4 separate regions of the Homo sapiens genome follow, and regions 2, 3 and 4 are each linked to region 1. A link is a loop called in an ENCODE intact Hi-C map of the cell type or tissue named here. Cell type or tissue: heart right ventricle. All regions are shown on one strand.

What was found. Hi-C counts contacts between places; a loop is a spot of excess contacts. Peaks named below come from ENCODE experiments on the same cell type or tissue, not always from the same donor. Only the 100,000 strongest peaks of a DNase experiment are listed, where the experiment ranks them.
Region 2: a loop joins it to region 1, with 2.4 times the contacts of the local background. A loop is called at or near these places in 36 of 110 quality-filtered maps.
Region 3: a loop joins it to region 1, with 2.5 times the contacts of the local background. A loop is called at or near these places in 34 of 110 quality-filtered maps.
Region 4: a loop joins it to region 1, with 8 times the contacts of the local background. A loop is called at or near these places in 94 of 110 quality-filtered maps.

Annotation. Positions count from the first base shown.
Region 1 is chr7:143,414,346-143,419,345 of GRCh38, forward strand. EPHA1-AS1 (EPHA1 antisense RNA 1) reads left to right here. Exons shown (of 5, transcript NR_033897.1): 2 at 723-854. Among named protein-coding and RNA genes, the nearest start is that of EPHA1, 8.0 kb to the left of the region's middle. In heart right ventricle, CTCF peaks have their summits at 2,415 (motif pointing left) and 2,616; no DNase peak of the experiment used is centred here; H3K27me3 peaks cover 1,265 bases.
Region 2 is chr7:143,362,741-143,367,740 of GRCh38, forward strand. FAM131B-AS1 (FAM131B antisense RNA 1) reads left to right here. Exons shown (of 3, transcript NR_183342.1): 2 at 450-517; 3 at 1,161-1,525. It also overlaps a transcript of FAM131B not described here. Among named protein-coding and RNA genes, the nearest start is that of FAM131B, 2.5 kb to the left of the region's middle. In heart right ventricle, no CTCF peak of the experiment used is centred here; no DNase peak of the experiment used is centred here; H3K4me3 peaks cover 551 bases; H3K27me3 peaks cover 2,057 bases.
Region 3 is chr7:143,321,067-143,326,066 of GRCh38, forward strand. It overlaps CLCN1 (chloride voltage-gated channel 1), which reads left to right. Exons shown (of 23, transcript NM_000083.3): 4 at 299-427; 5 at 649-782; 6 at 2,243-2,320; 7 at 3,348-3,426. Among named protein-coding and RNA genes, the nearest start is that of CLCN1, 7.5 kb to the left of the region's middle. In heart right ventricle, no CTCF peak of the experiment used is centred here; DNase peaks (open chromatin) are centred at 867 and 2,073; H3K27ac peaks cover 622 bases.
Region 4 is chr7:143,238,059-143,243,058 of GRCh38, forward strand. The region is part of intron 1 of LOC105375546 (a long non-coding RNA gene); the gene reads left to right. Among named protein-coding and RNA genes, the nearest start is that of TAS2R40, 19 kb to the left of the region's middle. In heart right ventricle, CTCF peaks have their summits at 2,705 (motif pointing right) and 2,908; a DNase peak (open chromatin) is centred at 2,713; H3K4me3 peaks cover 304 bases; H3K27ac peaks cover 550 bases.

The DNA of each region.
Region 1 (5,000 bases):
AGGCTGAAGTGCAGTGGAATGATCTCGGCTCACTGCAACCTCTGCCTCCCAGGTTCAAGCGATTCTCCTGCTTCAGCCTCCTGAGTAGCTGGGATTACAGGTACCTGCCACCATGCCCGGCTAATTTTTGTATTTTTAGTAGAGACGGGGTTTCACCATGTTGGCCAGGCTGGTCTCAAACTCCTGATCTCAAGTAATCTGCCCGTCTTGGCCTCCCAAAGTGCTGAAATTACAGGAGTGAGCCATGACACCCAGCCTCCTAACAACTTTTTAATTGATTAAAAGTATGCAGAGGCGGTCTGTAAGCAGTGCCACAGGTCCCAATTATACACCCTCCCCCTTAAACCCTGCATGTCCTCCCTTCTTCCAGTCAGTTTGCTAAGAGGAAGACACCCGATACTGTTTAGGAATCTGTCTTCTTGCTAGAAATAGAACTGTTTTGAGATAGAGGCGGTTGGAAGTTTTCTCTGAAGTGTCAAAAGCAAAGTTATATTTTAGAAGATTTTAATATTGTCACTTCATAGCCAAGTGATCTTGGGCAAATCACCTAGCTGTTTTGAGACTCCGCTTCCTCATCTGCAAAATGGGGGAAATGATGATAATGTTGTTGGTCATAGTATATGAGAAAAGTACAAATATGAGAAAGTGTACAAGCAAAAGCTTCTGGTGGCACCATGCAATTTAAGGATACATGTTTTTTATTTTTGTGTCCTCCTGTACAGGTTTATTTGCAAGATGGGTTTGAGGGAATTAAGGATAAAGTCTGCTGAAAGTAGCACCAGCCTCTGGATTAAAAGGGATGTTTGGATGAAGCTTCAATCTCAAGAAGAGGCAAGAGAAAACTAAAGAAAAAGGTAAGAGAGCCGGGTGTGGTGGCGGGCGCCTATAATCCCAGCTACTCAGGAGGCTGAGGCAGGAGAATTGCTTGAACCCAGGAGGCGGAGGTTGCAGTGAGCTGAGATTGTGCCACTGCACTCCAGCCTGGGCAACGAGCAAAACTCCATCTCAAAAAAAAAAAAAAAAGATGCTAAGAGAGATCACTTTCGACCCATTTACATTATGATGCAATATGAAAATAAAATAAATACCACTCTAACATTTTCAGGACATATGGCAATTCTCCCTGTGCTGATTTTTTTTAAATGTATCTCTGCAGTATTAACATCCTCTAAATCATTCTCTTTGTTTTAGAGACAAGAAGGTAGTTGACAAGCTGTGAACCTGCATTGCATTCTAGTGATGGGACACGTGGAAGGGGAAGCTGAAGTTGAAGGGTGGATGGTAGCAGCCACAGGGAGTGAGATGGGCTCGTTTCTGGAGCTGTTGGGAGAGAAAAAGGGAGTCAAACGGGAATTCACACAGGGTTGTGCATTATATCCAAGTGTGTATTCAGATACAAGCCTTTATCTCAATACCTTCCTTACCCCCATTCCGCACATATCTCATACCAAAGTACAAATAAAACCATTCCCAATTGTTCTAATATTTCATTTGATTTCTTGAGTCATGAAATGAAAATGTGGAGGGGTTAGTCATGTGAAGTGGCTGTGACTCAAATATCTTACGATGATATTTGTGCGCGTCTCATGAGAAATCATTGTGTTTCCACCTGAACTTGTTTGCTTGACTGCCTGAGAAGATAGTGTTGCTAACCTGAGAAGTTAATACGCTGCCTTAATGCTTGGGCTGGTAGAAGTGAGGGAGGGAAAGGAAGAGAACAAATGTGTCTCAGTGAACTGGGGCATGACAGAAATTTAATAAGAACAGGTTGAGACAAGTGTTAAATACTGGAATCCCCCGGGAGCACAGCGATAGCTTGGTCCTTGTCAAAAAGTGTACTGGTTGGAGCTCAGGAGGGAAAGAGAAAGTGATAAATCAGCCATGTCTTGAAGTCCATTTTAATTTAGCTAGCCTGCGAGAAGAGAGGGCTGAAATAAACTATCAGCTCTGTCTTCTGCATTAAGCAAGCATAATTTATTTGAAAAACATTCAGTTTTATTTCTAGCTAGGCTAGGAGTTCTTGTAACTTCTACAGAGGGTTGGGAAGAAGATCGGCATAACCCATGCTTACTATTTGAAGTTACTGGTTCTGTTGTCAGGAGGTAATATTATATTGTTGTCTTGTAAAAGAAGTATTTGATAAGTATGGGACCTCTTAATTGGGCACAGATTGGATTTCTTTTACATTTTGCTTTGAAGAAGTTATTTATAAAGGGATCGTAATAGGGTAATTTATATCTTTTTCTAACAAGTTCTAGTTTGAAAGTATTATAAATCTACTTACCCAGACACAGACACATTTGAACATATAGATAACAACCACCTCTGTTAAGAAATTAATGTACACATTTCCAAATCTATCCCTGAGTTTAGGCGATCCAGGCCATGGGTCATAAACTATGAGAGCCACCTAGTGGGAAAATTTGGTAATTGCACCTATATCTTCAAATTCTGGGTGTGAGAGCCACAGATAATTTCTGTTTATAAAATCTTAGAATACCATGGGAATATTTATCAACATGATATGAAAGTGACAGCGATTTTTATATATTCCTACTATTATAAAGATGGTAGGCCCTTAGGCTAGGAAGTAGCTTTCTTAACTTGACCTAGTCATCACAGTAATGATAGACTTTTGACCAGGTGAGGAAGGGAGGGTGGGGTGTGCCACCATGTTGCCTCACTTTTGGGCTTTCTGCTTTGGATACATATGAAAAAACCAGAAACCAAGTCACCTAGGAGGCGCTGGCTGGGAAAAAAATGGTGCCCACTGTTTGTAGTGTGTCTGTTAGGTTGTAAGCTAGAGAGAGATGCTTACACTCTAACTTTTTTTTTTCTGAAGAGATGAGCTCTCACTATGTTGGCAGACTGGTCTTGAACTCCTGGCTTTAAGCAATCCTTTTTTTTTTTTTTTTTTGAGACGGAGTTTCACTCTTGTTGCCCAGGCTGAAGTGCAATGGCACCGTCTCGGCTCACCGAAACCTCCGCCTCCCAGGTTCAAGCAATTCTCCTGCCTCAGCCTCCCAAGTAGCTGGGATTACAGGCATGTGCCACCATGCCTGGCTACCTTTTTGTATTTTTAGTAGAGACAGGGTTTCTCTATGTTGGTCAGGCTGGTCTGGTCAGGCTGGTCTATGAACTGCCGACCTCAGGTGATCCGCCCGCCTCGGCCTCCCAAAGTGCTGGGATTACAGGTGTGAGCCACCGCACCTGGCTCTGATTAAGTCTTCTTACACTGAAGCTGCTGTGTTGTCTGAACAGAGCCTCAATTAAGAAGTGACTGAAGCTTTTCCCCTCCCTCCCTCTCTTCCTTTCTTCCTTCCTTTCTTCTTTGTTTCAACAGTTCTGGGGAAGTACTAAATATTAGACCAAAATTAAAACCTGATACCCACCGTACTGAGTGTTTGCTTAGAAAGTTCTTGTTTGTTTTTGAGAAGCACTAGGAGTTAATGGAATGGGTATTTAGTGGCCTTTGGATTCTGTAGACTCCTAGCTCTCTGCCTCCTATGTGTAAGGCCTTGGACATTTCTCTTAACCTCTCTGAGACTGAGCTTCTTCACATGCAAATGGACTCATTTACCTTCCAGGAGCACCTCTGTGGGAGGGGGATGCACCATGTGAAAGAGGTAAGCCCTAAGGTGGAGGCAGAAGCAAGTGGCCAAGGGAATACAGGAGGCTAATTTTGACAGGAACTGTATGGGAAAAGGTGGCCTTTGTGTTGAGCCTAGTAGAATGACTTCAATAGGCAGTTTTTATTCATTCATTCAACAAAAATTTATTGAGATCTTATTATGAGTCAGGCACTGTTCTAAGTGCTGGGGATATACCAGCAAACAACAAAATAGAAAAAAAAAAAAAAAACCCAAACCCCACCCTCCCTGAGTGTACATTCTAGGGGGAGGAGCCAGACAGTACATAAAAAAATAACAAAATGCATTCTTCAGATGGTGAGACACACTGGGAGAAAAATTAAAACAGGGTTAGGGGAATAGGAATCACATAAGGAGGGCTCTATTATACAGATATGGTAACTTTTGAGCAAAGAATTGAAGGAGGAAAAGAATGCGCTACAAAAGTCATCAGAGGGAAGAGCAATCCAGACCAAGGAAACAGCCCTAAAGTCCAGGGCAGGCATGCATGGGGTTCATGGAAGGACAGGGAGGCCAGAGCTTTAGGAGGGAGATGGTCATAGGGGTTGGATGGGGAGCAGCACACCTAAGGCCTCCCAGGCTATTTCACAGATTTTTGCTTTGACTTTGAGTGAGATGGAAGCCATTAGAGGGAGTCCAGTGAAAGGAGATGCATATTCTCTGACTTACCTTTGAAGAGATCAACCTGCCCAGCGTGCAGAACACAGATGGGGCAAGGCAGGGGAGGGCTGAGGGCAGAAGCATGGGTAGGTTAGGAGGCTGTTGTCTTGGTCTAAATAAGAGATGAGAGGGCTTGAAGCGGGGTTTCCAGGACTGTGCAGGGGCTGGGGAGAGTCAGCTGTGTGACAAATGTTTCAGGCCCACACAAGCATCAGCAGCTCGATGCCTGTACGAAATGGGAAAATGGCTTTTGTCCAAGGAATGGCGTGCAGGGTGGTGTGACTGGCTGAGTTGGGCTAAAGAGGGGGAACTGGGAGATGGGCTAAGGCTGGAGTCAGCCTCGGTGACCAACTACACTGAACTTTCTTTCTTTCTTTTTTTTTTTTTTTGAACTTTCTTCCCTATCTAACCTGGAACCAGTAAAATTTTGAATATGGGAGACACGTGCTCAGAGGAGCATTTTGGGCTCTGGTGGCTGAATGGGGGAAGAGCTGGAAGAGGCAGCGACTGGAATCAGAGAGATAATGATCCAGGGAAGAAACAGTAAGAGCTCAAACTTGGGCAATGAGTGGATAGAGGGAGGCGATGAGTGACATTTCACTTGTAGTATGACAGGGTATGTTGGCTGCTTAGATATAGAGGTGAGGGAAATTAACCAATAACCATATTCAGATTGGTAGTTATATTTTT
Region 2 (5,000 bases), 52 kb before region 1:
CCATCCCTCCCCACGGCAGCTCCGTCGCCGCCGCCGCCGCCGCCGCCGCCGCCGCCTGGCTCCCCCGCCCCGGCTCGGCTCGCCGCGGCCGGGGAGGGGGCGGCCCGGGGATTGGCTGCGCCCCGCGCCTCCCCGCCCCTGCTCCGGCCGTGCCGGGGCGCTCCCTCGGGGATCTGGGGCCGCCGTCGCCGCCCCCCTCCTCCCGCCCGTGCCAAGCCCCGCTCCCGGGGCTCTCTCCTGGAGAACCCCGGCTTGGGTTTCAGGAGCCGAGGCACGAACCCAGGGCCTACCCCGAGGTTCTGGTTGATGGATTTTGCGGGCCGGGGTCAGGGGATGCCCTGAGAGAAAGTGGGGTGGTGGTGAGAATAAAGCCAGGCCCAAGGGCCTTTGGCCACCAAATTCCGCAAACACTTGTTTTCCTCCTGGGGCCGCATCTGGGACACACACAGGAACGTGATTGGACACAGCTTTGGGCTCTGTTGTTTCGAGTGCGCTATTTTGTCCATCCAAACAGAAGGTGAAGTCTTTGCAAGTGAATCGTGTAGTCCACTTCTCTGTGCTCGCTGGACATTCAGGGGTGGGTGTGGGGATGTGCAGATAGTTGACCTCCAGGCCTGGTTGGGGATTGGAGAATATGAGGAGGACAGTTCATTCGCAGTAGACTAACAACAATGTCAGGACCCGAGGCTGGCTAGGAGACATCGTCTTGAATCCAGTTTAACTTTTCTGAGACGTGATCTTCTCGGACAAATGAAAGCAAGGCGGTCCCGAAGCAGCAAAGAGAGAGAAAGATTGGCCTCTGGCTAGTGGGACTGGGCCAGGTAGATACCTCAAGCCCCATGGGGAGGAGATGAAGGTCTAAGTTGCAAGGGTTAAATGAGCACTGTGGTTACAGCAGGTAAGAAGTGGAGTCCAGAAAAGATGCATGAGAAAGGGCAAGGAGACCCTTTTGTCTAAGGTGTACCCAGAAAGCCCAAAGTGTGAGAGAGTGGGCAGGTGGGCATTCACAGAAGCAAGTGCCCATCCAGGCTCTGACTGCACCTCGCCCACTTTTAGGTCTCTCCGAGGTTGCAGAGAGAGAAGGCAATGGGCCAGGGGTCCCTGGTGTGGGCTCCTAACAGGGAGGCTAAGTCTTATGGATGCAACTTTCTAACCTTTAGATTATGAATGGAGAGCTACATCCCATGGGGTGGCAGATGAAGATGTGCAAGAAGAAGACACTAACAACTGAATTGCAGATTGAGGAGATGAGATTATGGTGACAGAATCCATCTTCGGTGTATGTGCATGAAGAAATAAGCCAAATCTACATCTATAAAACCGCGGGAAGGAATGAGATAATAATCAGTTGCAGGTCTGCTTAGATTTTAATCGTTTAGTGTAGTTCGTGGCAGGGTCTGATACCCTATTTCAATAGTGGAGAGAATTAGAAAGCATTTTCTTTTTTCATATCTACTATTATTGGTTATATAAAAGAAGTATCAAATAGTTTCTGCTTTCATGGAATATACTGTCCAGTCGCAAAGGAAAGAAGATGGAGAGATGATTAAAAAAAAAAAAAAGAACAAACAGCTTCCATTATTCTAGCAATGCCCACACACCCCTATTGTTTGAGCAGAGAAAACGCTGACAGGGGACTGGCCAGGTAAGGAGGAACAGACCACGTGGCCATTATGCTCTTGCCTTCCCACCTGAAACTTCTGTCTCCTTATGGCTCTCCCTGAGTAATACATATATTTATATATGACTACGTATCTCTTACTGTGGTTCCAACTTGGATGCAAACCTCTCCCCTTGGTCTCCTTAACACAACTATATAAGGCTGCATTTATCCAAATGATTTAACATGAGGGATTCCAGGTCTTGGAGACTCAGTCCCATCTTGCATTCTGTCTTGAAGGTATTTCCAGTCCCTCCCCACTACCCACACAAAAAAAGTAAAATATTCTAGGCATATTCCTGGCCAGCTTCCTTCCTGCTCCCTATAGGTCTTCTTATACAAGGATTCTGCTACTTCTCACTAGTTAAGGCCATTGTCCCAGTCTCCTTGCCAAAGAGGTCCAGGGCACAAAAAAAGTTTAAGAACTTCTGGACTTTAAATACATACTTGGCGGGGGGGTTCTCTAATTCTGCAGGGGCTTAACCCCCAAATAAAATGATCAGGCAAGACACTTATCCCATTTTGAAGCTGGGGTCCCCAGGAATAATTGTAGGTACTTCGGTGGTACCTGCAGGATTGAAAGAAGGTACCAAAGCTTCACACTGATCCCCACAAATGGAGAGATGGCTCCAAAACACAACTTAATCAAGTGTTCCTTTTATTTTATTGGGATATATTAGATCAAAGTTAAAGGTCTATGAAAAGATTCAATTGAGAAAGGGAAGCTCAAAGTACAAGAGAGGGGAAGATTAATTAATATTGAATGTAAATTCCTAAAACCACCTGGAGGGATGGGAGCAGAGCTCAGGGAGGGGGATGAGACTGTACAGGAGGAGCCCAGCTCTTCTTCCAGCAGCAGGGAAGACGGGGCAGATGCCAGTGGGCTGCATGTTTGGTGTCAGGAGAATGAGGGATTCCCATCTGACGGCATCTACTTTCTCTGACAAGAAGGAGGCAAGATCATTTATTGAGAGTCAGAATGAGAGAGATAGAGAAAAAAATAAAACTCACTTTAAAGTGCAAATATCAATATACAATTGATTTAAAGAATAGAGTTTTCAGTCTATTCTTCCAAACCTCTAAGAAAGATATTCTTCTTGCATTGCAGTTGAGAGAACTGGGGCTGATAATTCAATTAACTTCCTTTTCCCTAAGATTTCCCAGTTGGAAAGAGAAAAAGCTAGCACTTTTTTGTTTGGCATTTTGTTTTGTTTTGTTTTTGAGACAGGGTCTCACGCTTACCCAGCCGGAGAGCAATGGCATGATCAAAGCTCACTGCAGCCTCGAGCTCCTGGGCTCAAGTGATCCTCCTGCCTCTGCCTCCCAAGCAGATGGAACTACAGACATGTGCCCCAACCCTCGGCTAATTTTTTGTATGTGCCTATTTTAGTAGAGGTGGGATTTCACCATGTTGTCCAGGCTGGTCTAGAACTCCTGGCCTCAAGAGATCCACCCGCCTTGGTCTCCCAAAAGGTTAGGATTACAGGCGTGAGCCACCACGCCTGGCTTACTAATTTTTTAATTTTTATTTTTGTAGATGGGGGTCTCACTATATTGCCCAGGCTGATCTTGAACTCCTGGCCTCAAGCAATCTTCCTGCCACAGGATCCCAAAGTCCTTGAATTACAGGTGTGAGCCATCGCACCTGGCCAAAAAAGCCAGCATTTAAACTCAGCTCCTCAGAGGGAAAATCTATTCTGGATGTTGTAGAAAGTGCTTTATTTGTTCACTTAAAAAAACTAAAGTTACTCAACTCAGGACATTTGAATGGATACACGTTCTTTCACGCTTGTCTTTTTTTAATTAAGGTGGGACCATAAACTGAAGAGAGGAATACATCTATCTACATTTCTAAATTTTGAAATGGGAAAGCAATGATCTTTCTTCAGAGTGATTTGTAGCAATAAGTCTTTGGTGCTTTCATAAAATACTGATGATAAGTGTCTTAGTCCCTACTTATCAATGTCCTTGTATGGTGTTAGAGTATCTATCTTCAGGCAGCCCTGAAGATCAGTCAGCTTTGGGGCACTCCTAGTGGTTCTCAAATACCCTATTTGCTAAAGGCCAGAAGTGAGAGTGCTGATGCTGGAAAACATTGGTAAGAATAGTCTTGGGGACTAGGTGGAAATCACGAGGGTCAGTAACAAAGGTCTGTATTCTTTTTTTTTTTTTTTTGAGACAGAGTCTCACTCTATCACCCAGGCTGGAGTGCAGTGGTGAGATCTCGGCTCACTACAACCTCCACCTCCCAAGTTCAAGCAATTCTACTGCCTTAGTCTCTAGAGTAGCTGGGACTACAGGCACCCGCCACCATGACTGGCTAATTTTTGTATTTTTAGTACAGATGGGGTTTCACCATGTTGACCAGGCTGGTGTCGAACTCCTGACCTCAGGCGATCTGCCCGCCTTGGCCTCCCAAAGTACTGGGATTACAGGTGTGAGCCAATGCACCTAGCCTGAGGTCTGTTTTCTTTAAAATGAGAATGATTTCCTAAATATTCAGTCAACAGGAGGACCAAGAGTGGGGTTTAGGGGCATTAGGTTGCTGACAAGGGACCCCATTCATACACAGGGGCAGACTCAGAGGCAAGTCATGGATGAGTGCAGATGTTTGTAGTGTGTAAGTTGTATTCCCACATAGTAGGAAGTGGCCATAGAATCTGTCCTAGTGGTCGATATAGTTCTCCCCCGACCCCTACCTGCCATCCCCAGCTGGTTTCCCAGAGTAATCAACAGATGAGGGTCCTGGCCATTGTGCTGGGGCACAGCAAGTTTGCTGAGGAAGGATGGCTCAGCCAGTTAGTTATAGAGGATGAGAGGGTCCATGGCAGAAGTTCTGTGGTTTCAGCGTTGGTGGTGGGGACAAAAAGCCCTCACATTACCAATCTCTGATCTGTTGGACACTATGAAAGAGACCAGCACAGGACATGCTCATTTGACTTTTAGACAAGGTTTGAAATCTTGTAAAATATTGGGGATCTAAGGTGAGCTCACTCCCACTTTTAGTTAGAAAAGAAAGCTTATCTCTGGGCACGGTGGCCCACACCTGTAATTTCAGTACTCTGGGAGACCAAGGCGGGCAGATCATGAGGTCAGGAGTTTGAGACCAGCCTGACCAATATGGTGAAACTCCGTCTCTACTAAAAATACAAAAATTATCCGAGCATGGTGGTGTACACCTGTAATCCCAGCTACTCAGGAGGCTGAGGCAGGAGAATCGCTTGAACCCGGGAGGTGGAGGTTGCAGTGAGCCAATATCACGCCACTATACTCTAGCCTGGGTAACAGAGCAAGACTCCATCTCAAAAAGAAAGAAAGAAAGAAAGCTTATCGGCATGGG
Region 3 (5,000 bases), 93 kb before region 1:
TCAGCACTGAACATCCCGAATCCCAGGAAGCCCCTTGGTTCTGGGCACACCGGGTGGTTGGTCACACCCAGGCCTCCAGACCCTGTACTCCAGTGGGATTCGTGACACAGCCACCAACTGGAACAGGCCATGTCGCCTCCATAACTCAGGCTTCCCATGTGTCAAATGAGAGCAGCACCATCTCAGAAGGGGCACACAGAAGGAGCACGGCCTGAGAACATGCCGGGTACACGTCCTGGTGCCGTGGACACGGCTGCTCAGCCATGTTCTGCCTAACCCCAGGCATGTGTCTCCGCAGCCTACAAGTGGTCCTACGCGCAGATGCAGCCCAGCCTTCCTCTGCAGTTCCTGGTCTGGGTCACCTTCCCACTAGTCCTCATCCTCTTCAGCGCCCTCTTCTGCCACCTCATCTCTCCCCAGGCTGTTGGTGAGAACTTGCCACCAGACTCGGCCTGAGCTGGGTGGCCTGAGAGGGGCCCTGTCTGTCTCCCCCATCATCCAGCCCCACCCACAGCCCTGTGCTGCCTTGCCCCATCCTCCCCACCACTGCCTCTTCAGCCCTCTCCAATTCCCATTCCCATATTCTGGACATTCATCTCCCTTTTCACCTTCACCTTGACCCTGCACATAATCTTTCAACGCTTTTAGGCTCTGGAATCCCCGAAATGAAGACAATACTTCGTGGGGTTGTCCTGAAGGAATACCTCACAATGAAAGCCTTTGTGGCCAAGGTTGTCGCCCTGACTGCGGGCCTGGGCAGTGGCATCCCCGTGGGGAAAGAGGTAGGCCTGGCATGACTGAAGCCAGAGCTGGGAGGGGCCCTCAGGAGCCAGGGTGGCACCAACTCTAGAGGGAGCTCTGGGAGTGGAAGTGGATCAGGGGACAGGACCAAGGCCAGGGCCAGGGGACACTAGGAAGGGGAAATGCTTTGGAAGTTCCTCCAACTGAGGTCCAATGACAAAAACCACACAGCTTGGGGAGCTTGGAGCAGGCTCTTAGCCTGGACACCCCTGACATTTGGGGCTGGAAAACTCTGTGCTGTGGGGAGGCTGTTCTGTGCAGTGGAGGGGACTTAGCAGCATTGCTGGCCTCTGACCCTTCCTAGATGCCCAGCTGCATCGCCCAGTTGTGACACCAGCATGTCCTCAGACATTGCCATATGGACCCTGGAGGACAAAATCTCCCCTGGTTGAGAACACTGTCTTAGAGATCATCCAGACCAATTCTCTTGCTTGAATCTGAGAAAACTAGGACTGAGAAAGAGGCTGTGCTATTTTCAAGGTTGCTCGGTGGGTTGCAGCCTCCTTCCGTTCTCTGCTGGTGTTCATCTTTGCCCCCTACTGCCATATTCCACCCAGCAGCCAGAGGCATCTTTTAAAAATGGGATCAGTCTCATCTGACCCCTGGTCAAAAACTTCTTAAGGCTTTCCATGCCTCTTAAAACAAAATTGAAAGTTTTGTTGTTGTTGTTGTTGAGACAGTGTCTAGCTCGCTTGCCCAAGCTGGAGTGCAGTGGTGCGATCTTGGCTCACTGCAACCTCCACCTCCCAGGTTCAAGCGATTCTCCCACCTCAGCTTCCCGAGTAGCTGGGACTGCAGGCACACGCCACCACATCTGGTAATTTTTGTATTTTTAGTGGAGATAGGGTTTCACCATATTGGTCAGGCTGGTCTCAAACTCCTGACCTCGGGTGATCACCTGCCTTGGCCTTGCAAAGTGCTGGGATTACAGGCGTGCGCCACCGCGCCCGGCCTTATCAGAACTTCTTGCGTGGCCTTCGAGACCGTGGACTCTGGTTCCTCCTCTCTGCAGGCCTGTGCCCCTGCTTTCCTGTGTTTGGCTCACAAGTTTCCTTTCTGTCCCTCAGTCACTCTGCCCTGGGCCCCTCAGGGCGCCTGTGTGCTGTTTTCTCAGCCTGGAACATTCTTCCTCCTGACATCTGCGCGGCTCCCTCCCTCCCATCATTCAAAGCTCTACTTTAGGCAGGCTCCTCAGGCCCTTTCCTCTAAACACGTGCCCTCCCACCCTCCTCCACCCTGGCTCTCTGGAGAGGAGAAACACACTGGTTTCTCCTCTTCTTCCTCTCTGGGATGAGGCCTCGTGAGGGCAGGACCTCTGTGTAACTCCCGTATTTCCAGCCCCTGGCACAGTGCCTGGAGTAAGGAATATTATTAGTCCAGTGAGTGCTGCAGAGCCTCCATCTGGCCTCTGACCCCCGCCCCCTCGCTCCCCCTCTCCCAGGGCCCCTTCGTCCACATTGCCAGCATCTGTGCTGCTGTCCTCAGCAAATTCATGTCTGTGTTCTGCGGGGTATATGAGGTAAGGTTGAGACAGTGAAATGAGCTGGGGCCAGGTGGTAGAAGGAGTCCGGCTGTGTGTCCAGGGTGTTGGGAGGGCTGCCTCTGCTCTGGGCTGGCTGTGGTGCTGAAGCAGCATCGCACTAATCCACGCTCCCTTCCTCGTCTCCCTGTCTGCCTACCCTGGCCACGTGATGCCTCTGTTTAGCCTGTGCCTGTCCTCCAAATGTCCACCCCTCTTTCACCTGTGGCCCCACATGGAGGTCTGGTCTGTCGTCTGCTCCCATGCTCTCCCTGCTAGTCCATACCACCCCCTCTGTGTTAGTTTCCCTCCACGTTTCCCTCGTGTGCTCCCCCATCCCTTTGTAGCTCCCAATCCCTCACCCTACCTCTTACATACGTCCCGCCTGCCCCACCCCTCCACCCCCTTGTCCCGCGTGCTTCTCTGTTGCAGACCGTGCCTGGGCAGCTTGACCTCCTGGTGTCGGCCTGTGCAGTGGGCGTGGGATGCTGCTTTGCAGCCCCTGTCGGAGGCAAGTTGCACTTCCTCCCTATCCCGGTTGCCTAAGCAAGACTTAGAAGGGGGTTTTGGGTGGCTGCCACAAGCTTTGGAGTGGGCATCCAGGGAATGACTGTGGATCACAGCCCCTGCGGTCCAGATACCTATATTTTTTCAGCAAAGGGCTGTGTATTATTTTGAGACTGCTTGCTGTTTGGTGCAGGATTTATTAGTACTGCTTTCTGGAGTTCTTGCTGTCTCTTTTCTGCTTATCATTTATTGATTTACGTGCCTGGCATATATTTGCCTAACTTTTATTTCATTTTCTACCTTCTATTTCATTTTGACACTGTGCTATGAGGTTAATTCCTTTTTGCCAAACTCACTGAGTTTCTCTTGGCCTGGGAATCACAGGGGACATGGGACCACAAGGACTCCTTTTGACTTAGGCCTCTCATTCTGCCTTATTCCCCATCCCTGCTTGTTCTGTCCTCTGCCTGCCCACCTCCCTCTCTTCCACCTGTTTCTCTGTCTGTCTCTCCCCTAGTAGCAGCCATACTACTACTCTGATATCCTGACGGTGGGCTGTGCTGTGGGAGTCGGCTGTTGTTTTGGGACACCACTTGGAGGCAAGTGATTGACCCCCTCCCCCATCAATCGGCTTGCCTGGCCTGGCTCCCAAAACAGTTTTAATCAGTATCCACAAGTGCTGGTATTACCAGGTTACTTACGAGAATAGCTGACTTTTAGTAAGCCTTTGCTATGTGCCAGGCAATGTTTAAAGCACTTACTTTTATTCCTGGCCAAAGCCATATGAGACAGATATTACAGAGGAGGAAGAGGAGAGAACTGAGTTACAGAGAGGGACAGTGACTTGAGCAAGTTCATTCTGTTAGTAAGGTACAAGCCAGGAATTAAAACCAAGGCAGTCTCCGTGGCTCCCCTACTTATTTTCAAACCTGTTTGTATTGTTGGATGTTTTTGCCCTACACCGATGACATCTCTAACAGGGGACTCTATGAACTTCCTCCTTCAAGGGAAAAATCCACATTTTGTTGTGCTTTATTAATTGCATGGGAATTCAGGTAGACCTTATTTAGATTAATGGTAAGCTTTTAGTGTGGAATAGTTAGGAGAGTTTCAAAGGATAAATGTCCCTTGATAGCAATTTAAAGTTAAGTTTAGCTCTTTCTCCAAGTATAAGGCAAATAGCGATCTCTCAGATTATTTTCCTTATCATGGATGATTAACAAATGGATGTAGTCGGAGAAAGCAGTCGTATCTGTTTATTGACTCATCAAAATCAATTATAGCTAGATTAGCAGGGCAGGATTATATAGATCATTCACTGGATTCATTGATGATAAAAAGGACACCAAGTTGATATGTGAAGAAACAAAATTGCAGGAAGGGCATATGCTTCTTAAATGACCCACTGTTAGAGGTTTCTTTTCAGTTATGGAAATGTTAAGCAATCTTTTCATAGAATCTTCCAGGGAACTAAAATGACTTGGTGCAGGAATGATAAGTGGAGAAGAGTTTAAAGTTAATGCAAATGCATGATCTAACTTATGCAAACACTGTGGCAAAGCACACAGACTAAGGAACCCAAGTTAGCAAGCACATCAGCTAGCATCCTGTTTACATTTCTGTCCTCAGCTCTACTCATTAAAATCACTAATCCTTGTCAGTGGAGGATAGTGTATTTGGATTTTTGCACATGTTAAACGTTCACACTTACATTTATACCCACTTTTGCCTTTATTTACTCGTTAGCCTTTCAAATCCAGGAGGTTTAAATAATATTTTTAGACTGGGAGACTTCTGTTGTTTTGTTTTAATCAGCCAGATTCTCTTAACATGAAGAGAATTTGCATTTTCCTCGTAAAATTGGAATTTCTGAGAAGAATCAGAAAAGTTCTTCTTGGTCCTGTGTCAAGTATGGGAGAGGTAAAGATCACAGAGAAGTTACAGGCAACAGTTCTGAAACCACTGTGGTAGAAAAAGGAAGAAAAAATTCACAGATAAAACATTGCTGTTGACACAAGAAATTGTTAAGTACTTAAAAATTAAGGTGCCATGTTTACGCTGTTTGTATTATGTGGTAAATGACAAAGGTATTTGCAGGTGGCATTACTTGTTTTTTTTGTTTGTTTGTTTGTTTGTTTGTTTAGATGGAGTCTTGCTCTGTCACCCAGGCTGG
Region 4 (5,000 bases), 180 kb before region 1:
AGCCTTCTGAGTGTATGTTGGGGGATATTGGTGGAGCCCAAGGGCTATGGAGACGCAAGACCTATTGGGTCCCAGGCCAGGATGCAGTCTGACGGTAACTCTGCTTCCAAGATGGTGCTGTACTGTGGTAGTTTGGGTCTCATGCATAAAACCCAGTGTAAATGCCCTCTCTGGATGCAGTCTACTGGTAACTCTGCTTCCAAAATGGTGCTCTGCTGTGGCAGTTTCAGTCTCATGGGTAAAACCCAGTGTAAATGCCCTCTCTGGAACAATGTAGATAGATGGACCCCAGGAAGCTCCCTACACTAGGCCTGGCTCTCCTGTAGTCAAAACTGCAAGTGTCTGTGATGAGAATATAAACTACTATGCATCTCTTGCTTAGCTTTTCCTCAAAATGGTGAGTCCTTCTTGGCTCTAAGCCAATCGCAGCCAGCTGCTTCACTTGCCTCTCTATGCTGCCATGTTGAGTTTCTATGCTTGAGAGAGTCTTTGTCACTTCCTTGCTGAATTTCAGTGTTCTCACTTAGATGCTCTATTCAACATGTGATTATCATCTATTTATTGTTTTGGTCCTTCTTTGTGGAAGAGGCAAGTGCCAGGACTTCTGAGCAACCATTTGATGACATCTCTTTGCATTGGCTTTATTACCAAGAAGAAAGAAACTAATGTTATTTTAAATATATATATGTTTTCCTGAAATGTACATTCCAGGAATGTTCTGACTCAGAGGACAACAGCAGCTGCTGGGTGTTTGCTGATTCCTGTGCTTATCTACTCTGATTTGCTTTGATGATGTCTTAATCATGTATCATTTGGATGCAAGAAATAAAAATCAACTCAAAGAAGCAAAAGTAAAAGAGAGAATTATTAAAATGATTTAAGGGCTCTCATGGAACCCCATTCAGGCATTTGCAAGAAATATGACTGAGCATCATGAAAACTAAAAAACCATGAGGGAGTCTCCCTCTCTCTTCTCCTCTTTCATTTCTCTTCTCTCCTTCCTTCTCTCTTCTTTCCATCAATTTTCTCACTAAATAGCTCTGACCTCTGCATCTCTCTGTACATCTGTTCTGGACTCCTCTCTTCAAACCGCCTTCCACTGGAGGGACGCTCATTAGTCTATGGCCCCTTATAATTCCAGTTTGCCATAGCCCCAACACTGAACAATCTTGCAGCTCCAGTATACAATACTACGTTTCCTGTGTCTTTAAATTCTCAGAGTATAATATAGCACTGCTTGAGTTAGGGATTCATCCATAAATTATATCCAGGAGACCACATTATAATTTGTTGCACCTATTCCTTCAGGAGGGGCTATAGAGGCATGTCCAAAAAAAAAGTGGGGTGGGGGTGAAGAGGACCACAAGCTGGAATTCCTAACATGTCTTTTTTACCACAGATTATGTGAAGAAAAAAACCTCAGATGTGTTCTTCTTACACATCGTAACATAATGTAGGTTGTTAGTGACCATACTTACATATTGTAATATCTCTTCAAGCTGTTGTTTAATGAATGTAGTCCACAAGAATAAAGGTCTCCTCCCAACTGAGAGAGAGAGAGAGAATATGTGTGTGTGTGTGTGTGTGTGTGTGTGTGTGTATCACTCCAAGCATTTAGATAAGGGGAAGAAGTGAAGTTGTAGCAATTTTGTGTCATTTCCCCTAAATTTCATGGCCATTCTCAGTGTCTGATTTGATCCCCTGCAAATTGGCATAGATGTATTTGTTCTCTGAATTTTAGAGATCAAATACAGAATAAATAAAACAGGACCTACTTAAAATTTCTTGAAATAGGCAATGCAATTTTGCCCATCTCAAGAAATTTTAAGTAGGTCCTGTTTTATTTAGCTTCAGTTCCTCTAAAAAAATAGTTCTGCTTGTTTTTTCTGACTCATCTGTTTCTTTGCCATTTTTAATATGCACTTTGCAACTGAGCCTCTGTAACCATTTTGTTTTCTTTCCTCATAAAGCAGTTGAGCAACTGCATACTCTTTGGTAAGTCTCTCTTCATTTTGGGAAGTTCTACATTAGTCATAAAATACCTATTTCTGATCTAGTACAAAATATCAGAAGAAAAGTCTTAAGGTCTCTTTATTTTATTTTTTACAAAAACCAGGTTTTCAGTACTTTCCAAATCTCTTTTCCAGCTTTCCAAAAAAAAAAAAAAAAAAAAGCTTATGAGTATGTCTCTTATTTCTTAGTCCTTCTCACCCTGCAAACCAGCTCTCTCTAGGAGGTGGAGCGGGGAGAAAAACAAAGCCCAGATGTGTAGAATTTTCTGGTTTTCATAGTGTAAATACTCCCACCATGACAGAATTGAAACTACCAGTGTGATGTCACTGAATGTGGCTTTGGAAAGAATGCACACCATCCACTCTCTCTAGCTGGTAGGAGACAATCCTAGCATACCGCCCTCTTTTTCTTGCAGTCATAATAGCAAATAGTTTGAGTATATTGATTCTCGAGTCACACAGTCCAGATTTCAAAACAGTATTAGCTCTATGACTTTGGCAAACTGCTTAACTCCTCTAAGTTTCAATTTCATCATCTTTAAAATGGGGGGGTAATAATAAGCTATGTTTCACGGTGTTACTGTTGTAATGTGTAAAATTCTTAGAATAGTGGGTAGCCTATAGTAAGTACCCTAAGGGTGTCCTATTACTCAGGACTAGAGCTCCAGTGGTGCTATGTAGACTTAGAGCCACTAGATGGCGGGCTCCTCATTTCTGCAGCACAAACCTTTTCCGCTGCGCTATTTGCAACTTAACATTCAACAAACTGCTAATTCGATTATATGAATTCACTGACAGCATTTTTTCTACTGCCATCTCCTAGTTTAAGCTACATATTTGACCTTGAAATTCCACTGGGAATCCAGCTACTGGCCCTCACGTGCAGCCACTTCTAAAGCTCTATGCAGGAGTTATTCTCAATCAGGACTTGCTAATCTTAGTGAGTTATTGTAAGAATTAAAACCAAAGCCACAGTTGTCCCTGTTACAGAAGGGAGTCAATTCCCTGGCCTTTCTCTCCACCTCTGTCTTTTCTCACTCAAAAGAAGACAAGATGGCCTCAAATCTGACTTCCATCATTACATAATTTATTCTCCTTCCCAGTCACTAAAGAGATCATAAATTCAACAATAGTTCAGTTCTATAAATATTTATTGAGCATGTGAGATACTATGCTACGAAGTAAAGATATAAAGGTAAATAAAAGTCATAAAGAAGCAAGGAATTTATCTACCAACAAATCTACTAGATCTTTCCAGAAATAATATATTAATTTTTTGATGAACCAAGCAAGTTACTGTAAAACTTAGAGGAATAAGGGTTCTTGAATAACGAATATCTCTATGAGATCTAAAGACATACTAAGTTATAGGTAGACTAATACAACAAAAAAATGAGCACAAAAACAGACTTATTTGTCCAGGGGAACTTGAGATATGATAAAAGTGAACCACAAATAAGTGGGTAAAGGATAGATTATTTATTAGATGGTATTAGATATGAGGCTTACTATTTGGAGAAAAGTAAAGCCGAATACCTTCCTTTTACTTCCTACACAGGTAAACCCAAGTGGATAAGAAATCTAAATGCAGAAGGTTAAGGTATAAATCTAATGGAAGAAAACATAGAATAACTTTGTGAGCAAAGGGTAAAGAATGGCTAATTAAACAAGGTCCTAAAAGCTCAAATCATAAGGCAAAAATTGATTGGACTTCCATTCAACGAAAGGCACAGGTGAGAGACAGATTGACAACATCTAAAATCTACAAGAAACCCCTAGCTGGACTATGCAAGGATAATTGGTGCACATACAAACACACAAACATGAATGGGCAGAGGAAACCCAAATAGTCAGCACATAGAAGAGGTGCTCATGCTTACTTGTAACCAGAAATATGTAAATTAAAAGCAACAACAGGGTACCATTTTGCAGGCATTAGAATAGCCACAAATTACCAAGTGTTGGAGAGGATGTGAAGAAAGGAAAACCCTGGTGCTACTGGCAGGAGTGTCAAATTGTACGTTTGAACGTGGAGAGCAATCCTTCAACACTTGGTGAAATAAAATATTCACATATCCTTTGACTCAGAGAACCACTCTTGAGTACACTCCCAAGAGAAATTCTAGCACAGGTTCATGAAAGGCTATAAATAAAGATGTTTCTTGCATCATTTTTGTGGAGGTAGCAAGTTGAAGGTGCCCTCATTAAGGAGAATGGACCAGTAAAGTGTGATGGGTGGCCAGGATAGAATATTATGCCGCAGTCAGAAGCAGTGAACTCGATGTGCCAACAGCGACATAGAGGGCGTGTCTAGAGTGAAAACTATGAGAAGCAGAGCTGTGTGGCCCAATGCCATTTATGTTTATGAAAAACATCTCACACACAAAATGACACTATACGTTGTAGGAAGTGATATTCACGTCCAAGGACCTCATCAACCGGAACAGCGCATGTGTCTGAAAGAGCCGTATGGTTTATGGAGCCTGACCAGTTGGGTTCAAATCCTGGCTCTCCCACACACTTACTCTGTCCGTTTGAGCAAGTCTCTTAACTTCTCTGTAACGTTTCTTTGTCTGAAAAAAATGGGAAATAGAAATAGTAAGACTCTATGGGGGTTACTGTGAGGAATAACTGAGTTAATATAAAGTGCTTAAACAATGCCTGGCAGTAAATGTTCACTGTTATTCCTATTATTATTGTCAATAATAATGTGAATGGGGAATCAAGAGTGAAGAGAAAAATTAGATTTTTTTAAAAAAAATGAAGGTGGGGGCCGGGCCTGGTGGCTCATGCCTGTAATCCCAGCACTTTGGGAGGCTCAGGCGGGCGGATCACCTGAGGTCAGGAGTTCGAGACCAGCCTGGCCAACATGGTGAAACCCTGTCTCTACTAAAAATACAAAAATTAGCTGGACATGGTGGCAGATGCCTGTAATCCCAGCTACTCAGGAGAGTAGAAGGCAGGAGAATTGCTTAAACCCGGGAGACA